Regions from separate parts of the Homo sapiens genome. Here region 1 is linked to region 2. The links are chromatin contacts, found by Hi-C or POLR2A ChIA-PET in ENCODE. All regions are on one chromosome and are shown on one strand. Each heading gives the region's core, a stretch centred on a gene start or an enhancer-like site at or near the end of the contact. The rest is flanking DNA. Distances are from core to core; before and after follow the strand shown.

The links. A loop is a pair of places that touch in the nucleus more often than their neighbours do. ChIA-PET counts read pairs that join two places held with the same protein, here RNA polymerase II (POLR2A). Pooled maps may share reads with other maps.
Region 1: a pooled map shows a loop between it and region 2 (18-fold over the local background). The contact joins the promoter of SNHG25 here to the promoter of MRPS23 in region 2. A Hi-C loop is called at or near these places in 1 of 168 maps with a recorded cell type or tissue (tibial artery) and 1 of 50 pooled maps. POLR2A ChIA-PET finds 5 or more read pairs at or near these places in 1 of 52 experiments (H1).

What each region holds. Positions count from the first base shown.
Region 1 is chr17:64,142,208-64,147,418 of GRCh38, reverse strand. SNHG25 (small nucleolar RNA host gene 25) reads right to left here and starts at 1,449. Exons shown (of 2, transcript NR_132278.1): 1 at 1,419-1,449; 2 at 1,110-1,189. SNORD104 (small nucleolar RNA, C/D box 104) reads right to left here and starts at 1,341; the gene lies at 1,262-1,341. It overlaps SNORA50C (small nucleolar RNA, H/ACA box 50C), which reads right to left and starts at 1,080; the gene lies at 948-1,080. TEX2 (testis expressed 2) reads left to right here. Exons shown (of 12, transcript NM_001288732.2): 12 at 1-192. RefSeq lists enhancers at 1,021-1,230, 1,208-1,762.
Region 2 is chr17:57,848,004-57,853,752 of GRCh38, reverse strand. It overlaps MRPS23 (mitochondrial ribosomal protein S23), which reads left to right and starts at 3,709. Exons shown (of 5, transcript NM_016070.4): 1 at 3,709-3,786; 2 at 4,343-4,513. The coding sequence starts at 3,743. RefSeq lists enhancers at 3,214-3,723, 3,399-3,728.

The sequences.
Region 1 (5,211 bases), core at 200-2,699, 6.3 Mb before region 2:
ATTTCTACGGAATCCTGTTCAGATAGGGGCACAATAAAATGAGTACAGAGCACCGGGGCCCTCACCTGGCAATCGCAGCTTTCATTTACTGCGTTGATCACTGCCCAGTCCTAAGGCTACAAAGCCATCCTCACTACATCCTTCAAACTATGTGCCATTATCTTCAGCCCACATTTAAAGAATCCAGTGAAAGTTCGTAACTGAGGGGGTAGGGCAGTGGTGCTCCTGGGCTGCAGTTTACACCCTTCATTGTCTAGTATAATGTTAATTCGGGACACCTTCATTCATCGAATGTCCATGTAGTGAACGCATACGTGCATCCTTGCCCACCATTGCTGCCCTGTACTCAGAACTGATGCACCTTTCACTGGAGCCCTTGTGGAAGATCTTTTACCAATCACTGAATCTGGACTGTGTAACTAGGTGTCTATGTTGTCCCCAACCATATATAAAATCTAATTCACCTTCACAACCGCCCTATAATTTTGAACTGTTTAGGAGTGACAGATTAACCTGCCCAAAGCTTTAGTCCCATGCTTGTCAGTACTCCTGCATGGTTATTTGTAAACAGGTCGATTACCCTTTAGTCAGGAGTTAACTCAATGCAGTTCCACACCGAATCTGTTTATGTCAAGTACACAACAGCCCTGCAGACGCCATTCCACGCTGCCTTCAACTAAATCTGCGCGTCTGATGGCAGACGCGACAGCCTGGGACTTATGTCGAACTCACGGCGAAGGCACAGCGCGCGCGATACACTCAGGGAAGGCTGGGCTGGGGAACGTATGGGAGCAGAGGGGCACTCCTTACGCATCAAGAGTCCGCGTATCCCCGTCAGCCACCGCCCCCCTAACACGCCATTCCAGCCTTGGTATTACGGATTGAGGCCTGTCGTGGCAAAACAGCTGGAAAATTGCCCAGCCTAGCAGCCGGACAGTCAGGTTACTTCTTGTCGCTCGCGGTTAAAAAGGCCGCCCGCGGGAGGCCAGGCGGCCCCAGTTATGCGCAAGCACATGCTCTAGCGCTGCAGATTGACCCCCGGCGCCACGAGGAAGCTCGGCGGGGGCTCAAAGACAGCGCGTCGCCAACGACACACACCGACACCAGGGTTGGGTTCAAACCACTTTATTGACGGGAATGGGGTGGCAAAGCAGCAAGGACGATGACATCCGACGTCCTCGGCTGGGAGCTACAAGAACGAGAGTGATAGATCAGCGGGTGTGCGCGCGCCCGCCCGCCAGCCCCCTCCCAGCTCCGCTCGGGCAGGCTCAGACTCCAGTTCGCATCACCCGCGTCAGCAGTCTAACACGTGCTTTAATTGGAATGTCATCACAGCAGGCCGGCCCCCCTACGCCTCCCTGCTCCCGAGCCACGACCTCCGGGGCCCACCCAGCCAGACGACCCGCCAGGAATACAACCTGACCTCCCGGAACCTGCAGGCGCTGAAAGACAGGGGAGCGTCGATGGCGTTCTTTTAAAGGAGCAGACCAGCGCTGATGGGCGGGCTTTACTGCCATTAACCAATAGCAAGTTCACCTTGCGACCACGTGCGCGTAAAGTTGTCTGGTGACTGGTAGTCCTTGCTGAGTCCTCCAGAGGATAGATGGGTCACATACCAACCATAGAGATGGGAGTCGCTCAGTCTCAAATCCATTTGCGTTTCAGCGACTCCACCGCCAGCTGGTAATGAGCGCATCTCTCCGCAGTACGCAAAAGAAAACTTCACCAAGAGCAGGCGACGATGATGCCTAACTTGGATGACATGTTCTGTGCCAGGAGCTAGGATAGGAGTTGAGAATGGAAAGTTAAAAACTGTCCCCAAGTGCAAAATAACCTGTCGTGGTAGAAAGAGCTTGTATTGAAAATGGACCGATCTGCACCACATCCTGACTTTGTGATGCGTTCGCTCTGTGACCTTGCTCAGTTAACCTTTCTGAGATTCAGTTTCTGGAAATTAGGAATACCCCCCCGCCGCCCCCCCCCAACACACACACACCGCGAAAAAAAAAAATTGTAAGGATTCGGTGAATTAATGCCAATTGCCTGGCACATTCTAAGTGGTAAACAAAGGTATTTAAAGGGCAGAGTGATGTGAAAAACTTCCTGGGATTGCAAAACTTTAATAAATACTAACATAGCGCTATGAACAGCCTACTGTAGAAGCCCAAAGGACAGAAAGCCTGACTTTGGGAAAGCTTCGCAGAGTTGATTGAGCCTGTTCCCCGGACATACAGGTGGATGAATGATAGTTTGCTTAACTGGGGGAGGACACAGTACACCAGCAGTCACAGTCGCCGGTTATCTTTATTGCCTCCCTGTTTTCCTTGGGAATTCTTTTCCTTTTTTTCCTCTTAATACGGAAAATTTATTGTTTTGTGTGTGTGTGTGTATGTGACAGTGAAATCATTTCACCCTATGGGTTTGTAGTTGAATGGGCTCTTATTTTCCTTATTTTCTATATAGACTTTAAATTCAAAAAATTCCTCTTTGGCCGGGCGCGGTGGCTCACGCCTGTAATCCCAGCACTCTGGGAGACGGAGGCGGATGGATCAGGTCAGGAGTTCAAGAACAGCCTGGCCAACATGGCGAAACCCTGTCTCTACTAAAAATACAAAAATTAGCCGGGCGTGGTGGCAGGCCCCTGTAATCCCAGCTACTCAGGAGGTTGAGGCAGGAGAATCGCTTGAACCCGGGAGGCGGAGGTTGCAATGAGCTGAGATCGCGCCATTACACTCTAACCTGAGCAACAGAGCGAGACTCCATCTCAAAAAAAAAAAAAAAAACCTCTTTAATCCAAAGCAATAATGACTTTGACAAGTGTTTAGTAGTCTCTATTTATTTTTGTTGCTGTTTTAACTTTCGTTATCTCAACATTTATTACATTATGGTACAGTTTCCGCATTGGGCAATGTATGAAAGTTTTCTTTGTGACCTAAAATATCAGTTTTTATAAGTGTTCCACAGATTGTTGAAACGAAGATGTTTTCACTATCAAGTACAAACATGGTATAAAATATTTATTTATTAATTCAACCTTAGTTGTGTTGTAATTACATTGTCCACAGCTCTGCTTTGTGTATTATGTACTTGCTTGGAAGTTGGCTGTTGGCTTTGATTGTGATGTGTTAAGATTATGCCTCAAATACCAAATGCCAGTGAGGATGTGGAGCAACAGAAGCTTTGCTCCATTACTTGTTTCGTTTTGTTTTTTGAGACAGTCTCACTCTGTTGCCCAGGCTGGAGTGCGGTGGCACAATCTTGGCTTACTGCAACCTCCGCCTCCCGACTTCAAGCAATTCTCCTGCGTCAGCCTCCCCAGTAGCTGGAATTACAGGCATGCACAACCATGCCTGGCTAATTTTTGTATTTTTAGTAGAGATGGGGTTTTACCATATTGGCCAGGCTGGTCTCAAACTCCTGACCTCATGATCCTCCCGCCTCAGCGTCCCAAAGTGCTGGGATTACAGGCGTGAGCCGCCGCGCCCGGCCTGCTCTTTTCTTTTCTTCTCCTCTTCTCTTTTCTTTTCTTTTCTTTTTTGAGACAGAGTCTGGCTCTGTCGCCCAGGCTGGAGTACAGTGGCACTATCTTGGCTCACTGCAACCTCTGCCACCCGGGTTCAAGCGACTCTGCTGCCTCAGCCTCCCTAGTGCTGGGACTACAGGCACGGACCACCATGCCCGGCTAATTTTTGTATTTTTAGTAGAGACGGGGTTTCACCATGTTGGCCAGGCTGGTCTTGAACTCCTGACCTCAAGTGATCCACCCGCCTCAGCCTCCCAAAGTGCTGGGATTACAGGCATGAGCCACCGTGCCTGGCCTGCTTTTTTATTTTCTTGACAGTGTCTTTCAAAGAGGAGACATTTTTAATTTTGATGAAAATCTAATTTATCAATTTTTTAATAGACAGTACTTCTGGTTTCATATCTAAGAAATCTTGGCCTAATACAGATTTTTCTTTTATATGGTTTCTTCTAGAAGTTTAATTTAATTTAATTTAATTAATTAATTAATTTATTGAGACGAAGTCTCGCTCTGTCACCAGGCTGGAGTGCAGTGGTGCGATCTCAGCTCACTACAACCTCTGTCTCCCAGGTTCAAGTGATTCTCTTGCCCCAGCCTCCCGAGTAGCTGGGATTACAGGCGCACGCCACCATGCCTGGCTAATTTTTGTATTTTTAGTAGAGATGGGGTTTCACCATGTTGGCCAGGATGATCTCAATGTCTTGACCTCGTGTTCCGCCCACCTTGACCTCCCAAATTTCTTGAGATTACAGGCGTGAGCCACTGCGCCCGCTCTTCGAGAAGTTTTATAGTGTTTGCTCTCGCATTCAGGTCTATTATCTTTTTCAAGTTAATTTTTGTGTCTAGTGTGAGACAAGAGTTAGGTTCATTTGTTTGTATATGGATATTCACTTGTTCCAGCACCATTTGTTGAAGAGGATATCCTTTCACTTAAAGTACCTTGTCATGTTTGTAAAAAAAAAAAAAATTGACCATATATGAGTTGGTTTGTTTCTAAGCAGTATCTTCTTTTGCACTGTTATTTATCTACCCTTTATTACCATTGCTTTATAGTACATCTTAAAATCAGATATACAAGATCTGTAACTTTGTCCTCTTTCAAAATTATTTTGACTATTTTAGGTTGTTTGTATTTCCAGAAACATTTTAGAATCAGCTTGTCAATTTCTACAGAAGACCAGTAGGAATTTTGCCTGAAATTATATTGAATCTGTAGATCAATTTGGGAATAATTGACATCTTAACAACACTCAGTCTTTCATCCCATGAATACAGTATATTTCTTCATTTAAGTCTTATTCATTTCCCTCAGCAATGTCATAGTTTTCATTGTACAATCTTGCATATATTTTGTGAAATTTATCCCTCAGGATTTCATTTATAATGCTATTATGAATGATACTATATTTATTCTTTTTTTTTTAGTCAAGCCTCTAACATGAGAGATACTATTTTTAAATTTCAATTTCCAAGAGTTCATTGCTGGTATATAGAAATGCAATTTCTATTAATTTAAATCTAATTTTACTAAAATCATTTTAATAAATTTTTGTAATTTGGTAAATTTTTGTAAATTGATTCCATCTTCTGTAGGGTGGGTACAATCAAAGGTGAACTTGAGAACTGGCTTCTATTTTTTGCCCCACCTCATCACAAGCTTTTTCCACAGGTGCCCTGGAAGCAGTTGA
Region 2 (5,749 bases), core at 2,460-4,959:
AACTATTCAGCACTTACTGATCTATGTTAGGGGCTGAGCTGTGTCTCCCCAAAAATCATATGTTGAGGTCCTAACTCCAGTACCTCAGAATGTGACTATAATAGGAGGTAGTCTTTAAAGAGGTAATTAAGTTAAAATGAAGTCAGTAGGGTGGGCCCTAATCCAATAAGACTGGTGTCCTCATAAGAAGAGATTAGGACAAAACCTTCCCACACAGAGGAAAGACCATGTGAAGACGTGGGAGAAGAAAGCTGTCTCCAAGGCAAGGAGAAACTAGCCAAGTGCAGAATAAACTAAACTTGCAGACACCTTGATCTTGGACTTCTGGCCTCCAGAATAGGGAGAAAATAAATCTGTGTTTAAGCCACCCACTTTGTGTGCAAGTGGTGTTAGGGCAGGCCTAGCAAACTTCATACAATCAACAAGCTATTCAGCACATAACTTAATATTTATGTATTTACCTCTCTGTCTTCCCTACTGGACCGTTGGATTCTCTAAGACTCAGAATAGTCAGGTAGGTGTTTATATGCTTCTGGAACGAACGGATCATCTAACAAGAAAGTAAAACAGTAAGGCAATCTATGAAATATTATCAAAATGCTGCAGTCCAGGTGGCAATGGGTGGATGACACAGCACAACAGCAATCGTGTTGCTGTTACAGCCATCAGGCTTGTTGCTGCTCACAGGCACTCACTATGTCCCAGGTGCCGTGATTAGTGCTTTACATGAATGATCTCTTTTACTTTTGCAACAAGCCACGAAGATAGTTGACACTGCCATCCAGATTATTATTATTATTATTATTATTATTATTATTATTATTTGAGACAGGGTCTTGGCTCTGTTGACCAGGCTGGAGTGCAGTGGTGTGATCATGGCTCACTGCAGCCTTGAACTCCTGGGCTCAGGCCATCCTCCCACCTCAGTCCCCTGAGTAGCTGGGATTACAGGCATGCACCACCACACCTGGCTAATTTTGCCCAGGCTGGTTTTGATCTCCTGGCTTAAGCAATCCTCCCACACTGGCCTCCCAAAATGTTGGGATTACAAGCATGAGCCACTGAGCCCAGCTCCACATTTTAACAGTTGGAGAAACAGAGGCTCGAAAAGTTACATAACTTGCTCAGAGTGAAGCAATTAGTGGGCACGTCTACAATGAGACAGTGGGATTAATATGAGGCCGAGTGGTGTTGTAGGAACATGGCCTTTGGGAGTTTACAAGCACCACTTCCTTATCTGTAAGATTAGCAGGACATTACCTATGTCAGCAGGTGGTTGAACAACTGAATGAGACACTTGAGGTTCCTTGGTACCTCCCGCGGCACAGTGGTGCGTGGTGTAAGTGCCCCAGGCCCTCACAGCCTTGGGCGGCTGTGGTCCCCACTCAAGAAGACAGCCTCAAATGTCCATTCTGCCTGCCCCCTGCTGCCCGACAGCTTGCTCCTGTATTATGAATGAATGTTTCTTGGGTGTGTACTTCTTGTGTAGCCTCAGAAGGCTGTTATCCCCAAAGTACCCCCAAGTCTGCCCACCAATATTCTGCTCTCAGTCACAGAAGCAGGCTGGAAAGGGAAACTTCAAAGGCTTGGAAGAGGAAGGGACCACCCCAAGATTAGCGAGAACATTTCTGCCTTGCAGTTCTTCCCCTATTGAGGGTTTGCGTCTTTGGTTCCCCTCCTTGATCTTGGAATAAACCCTTTAACTCTTTAGCTGCAGTGACTGCACTAACCTACAGTAGCAGTTCCTGGTGGGAGAAGAGAAGTGTGCCTGTAATCTGGGCTGGCAGATAGTGCTTGCTGGCTGGGACAGAATTAGAAAGTTGTTATGAGGCCTGGGAAGACTATATTTAGCTGGGAGCATGTTTACTCTCCCCAGAGCAAGGTCTTTTAGACCTCCTGAGGGCTGGGATACTAGAGCCTTTACACCTGGCCTGGGGCCAGAGCTGTGCTCTCTCTTCTCTGTTCCAGAGGGTCTGGAGGCAGCAGTGAAATCCACCTCAGGTTAGCCCTGGGCCTCAAATCACTGGATCCCTGGCGTGCGTGTGTGTGTGTGTGTGTGTGTGTGTGTGTGTGTGTGTTGTGGGGGGGGCGGGTGGGGAGCGGCGTTCTGCTGGACTCTTGAGCCTACCAGCCTCGAGCTTTAGGCATAGCTTAGGCGGCATTGTGAGGCACTGGAAAGGGCCCTGGCTGCCCCACCCCCCCAAGGCTGGCTCTATCAGTTGCTTATCAGACAAGTTATGTAACTTCCTGAGGCCTTGCTTTCTCATCTATAATGAGGATGTTAATAGCTACCTTATGGGAAGGTATGTGGATTCAGTAAGATAACACACACAAGCAGTAACTACTCATCAAACAGTCCCGTCCTCCCCTTCACCAGCCTCAGAGTGGGAGGACTCTAGGATGACTTGACTAGGCTCCCAGGAGACATTGTGTGTGATTCAAAACATTCATTGGATTAAAAGTTCAAATATGAATACAATCTCTTTACAAGTCAAACTCTGAAGCATGTGTAAAGGAAGAAAAAATTCTCCCTTGCCTGCCTGCAGTTTCACTCCGAGATATCCAATGTTCACAGCCTTGGGTGTCCTTCTGCAGAATTTCTATCCTCAAACACAAACATATATAGAGGTGTTTCTTTTTCCTTTTTTTTTTCTAACACGTTGAGATTCCACTAAACATGTTTCTTTGCAACTTCGTTTTTCATTTAAACATAAGTCATGTACCTTAACCTTGGTAAATACATGTGGATCTAGCTCATTCATTTTAATAGCTGCATAGGGTTCCAAAGAAAGTATGAACAATAATTTTCCAGCTATTTCTCATCTGATGGATTTTTTTTCCCACTACAAACAATGCTGCAACGATGATCCTTGCACAAACATCCTCATGAATTGATGCTTTAATTTCTAAGGGGTTCTTTCCCCGAAATATGATTACTGGGTCAAAGGGTATGCTACACACAGTTTATATTTTTTTACAGTTTAACACTGAGAGATGACTTTCTCCAGATTTTTTCGTTTCCCTCTCGGCGTCTGTTTGTTCCGGACACTTTCACTTTTCGAGTTCCAAGGAGGAGGTAGCCCGCGACACCGGCCGCGGGAAACACGAGTTGCAGCCAGCATCCTAGTTAGCGTGGATGCAGGTGGCACTCCGGGGACGAGGGGCTTAGTGGGGAGCACTACACAGCCAGAGGCGGAGGCCCGAGATCTAGCACGACGCTGGGCAAGTGACGGCCCCTCCCCGGCCTTGGTTTTCTTCTGCGTAGTCTGTGACTCTAAACAACATTAGGCTCAGCCTGGGCCTAGAGCTGGTGACCTCAAATCTCGGCCTTTGTTGGCTCCCCTAGGACTGTAGGCTGCGCTTCACCCCTGCTCTGCCCCACTACTTCTCCTCCGCGCGGCCCCACCTTTTCAGAGGAGTTGGCTCAACAAGGCGAGAGAGAGTAAAGCAACCATCATGATGAATCCCTCCCACAGCTCGGTCATTTATTACTTCTGTCCGGCTTTGGCTCGCTCCTGCCCTTTTGGCTCGGCTATCGAGTGCTCCTGCCTGAACCTGGCAAGTAACCTCGGAGCGCGCCCGTTCGGCCTATCACTTGCTTCTGCCTGCGCCGCTCTCCCGCAGGGGCTGCGGTGAAAGCCCAGCGATCCTTGGCTCGGCCAGCAACTTATGCGCCCTTTACCTGGAGCAGCCGCTTCCGGTTCCGGTAGCAGCTAGTCACGCTCGGTACCAGGCGCAGATCATGGCAGGCAGCCGGCTGGAAACCGTAGGGAGCATCTTCTCTCGGTGTGTGCTCCCAGCCGTGGTGGGCTGAGGGTGCCTCCCCCAGGCTGGGGTTCTCAGCCGGTCACGCTCTTCCTTGGAGCGGACCTGAGCAGGGCGAGGCGTATTGCAGGGTGCGGGGGCTGAGCTGGGTGAGGCCCTCTCATGTTTTCTCCTGGCTCCGAATAGTTGTGCCTGAGGATGCCTCTCCTTGAATTTATGTGTCATGTTAAAGATTATTGCAGCTGCCTCTCCCCGAGTGGAGGTCTCTAGGAAGAGGAAGGGAGGAAGAGCCTGATGGGCCTTCCTTATCAGGTCATGCAAGACCGCTCTTTGCATTTTTCCGTGACCGAACGTGGGTGGGACGCACAAAAGAAGATAGAGGGATTTAACTCTCCTGAGCGTTGTTAAGTTTGGTTTGGGATGTGGACAGATCTTCTCTGTAGGTGGGGAGCAGTCCTTCCCCGTTCTGTGTTGCAGACCGCATAATACCTTTAATGTCCCAAACTGTGCTAGACTGATTCAGGGGCTTTGGCAGGCTACTGCAAGTGACCCAGTTTCGTTCTGTTCCCTCCCTAAGGACTCGGGACCTGGTTCGGGCCGGGGTGCTGAAGGAGAAGCCCCTGTGGTTTGACGTATATGACGCCTTTCCCCCGCTGAGGGAGCCCGTCTTCCAAAGGCCTCGAGTGCGATATGGCAAAGCCAAAGCTCCCATCCAAGACATCTGGTACCACGAGGATCGGATTAGAGCGTGAGTGCTCAGCCCTGTAGTGGACAGGAGGCAACAGAACTTCAGAAGGGAAGGTTTCGGTAGCAGTCTGGGAATTCAAACATGAAATTGAGTCAGGGGTTTGCCCTGTGGAGAAGGCTTATCTAGCCAAATTAGGGAGGCAGCACCCCTTCCTCATAGTGAAACTGAAGTTCTGAAAAGTGGAATCTGGAGCCCAGCAACCGAAAGATCATTGCAATTATAGCCGCATGTTTCTGGGCATCTGCTTTGGGCCAGGCACTGTACTAAGCTCTTTGCAAGCATTATCTCATTCTCTAAAGGCCTTACTCTAACTTGTAAGGAAGGCATTCTTGTTTCCATTTTATTCAAGGAGACTGCGAAGCTCAAGGAAATTAGCTAACTTCTTGTAATTACTAAATATATAGGAGGGTGGCAGATCTGGGAATCACATCTCTGACTCCAAGCTTATGGTGATCATTATGCCGGCCTTCTCCACGAGTGGAGATAGGAGGAACGTGGTCTGTGGATCTAGTAGTCCGGCTCTTTGAAGCCACTCAGATGAAAGGATGCTTGAAAGTCTAAGAGAGGCCGGGTGCGGTGGCTCACGCCTGTAATCCCAACACTTTGGGAGGCCAAGGCGGGCGGATCACCTGAAGTCAGGAGTTCGAGACCAGTCAGACCAACATGGTGAAACCCCGTCTCTACTAAAAATACAAAAATTAGCCGGGCATGGTGGTGGGTGCTTGTAGTCCCAGCTACTCGGAAGGCTGAGACAGGAGAATTGCTTGAACCTGGGAGGTGGAGGTTGCAGTGAGCCGAGATCCCACCACTGCACTCCAGCCTGGGCGACAGAGAGAGACAATCACTAGGAATTTGAAGGAAAATCATGTGTTCTTTATTTTTTTTTAGCATCCCTTTTCTCTTTTTTTTTCTTTTTCTTAAGCTCAGTGGCAAGAATACTTCCTCTTTTATTATAAAAGCAACACATGCTACTTGTAGAAAATTTAGATACACAAAGAAAGCATAAAAAGAAATCACAGGCTGGATGTGGTGGCTTGTGCCTGTAATCCTAGTGCTTTGGGAGGCATAAGGGAGGATAGCTTGTGCCCAGGAGTTTGAGACCACCCTGGGCAACATAGCAGGACTTGTCTCTACCAAAAAAAAAGTAGTTGTCTTAGTTTACACTCTGATTAGCAGTTTCTGAGAGTTCTTACTTTATCCTTGTCAGTATTGATAATGATTATTTAAGAATTTTTT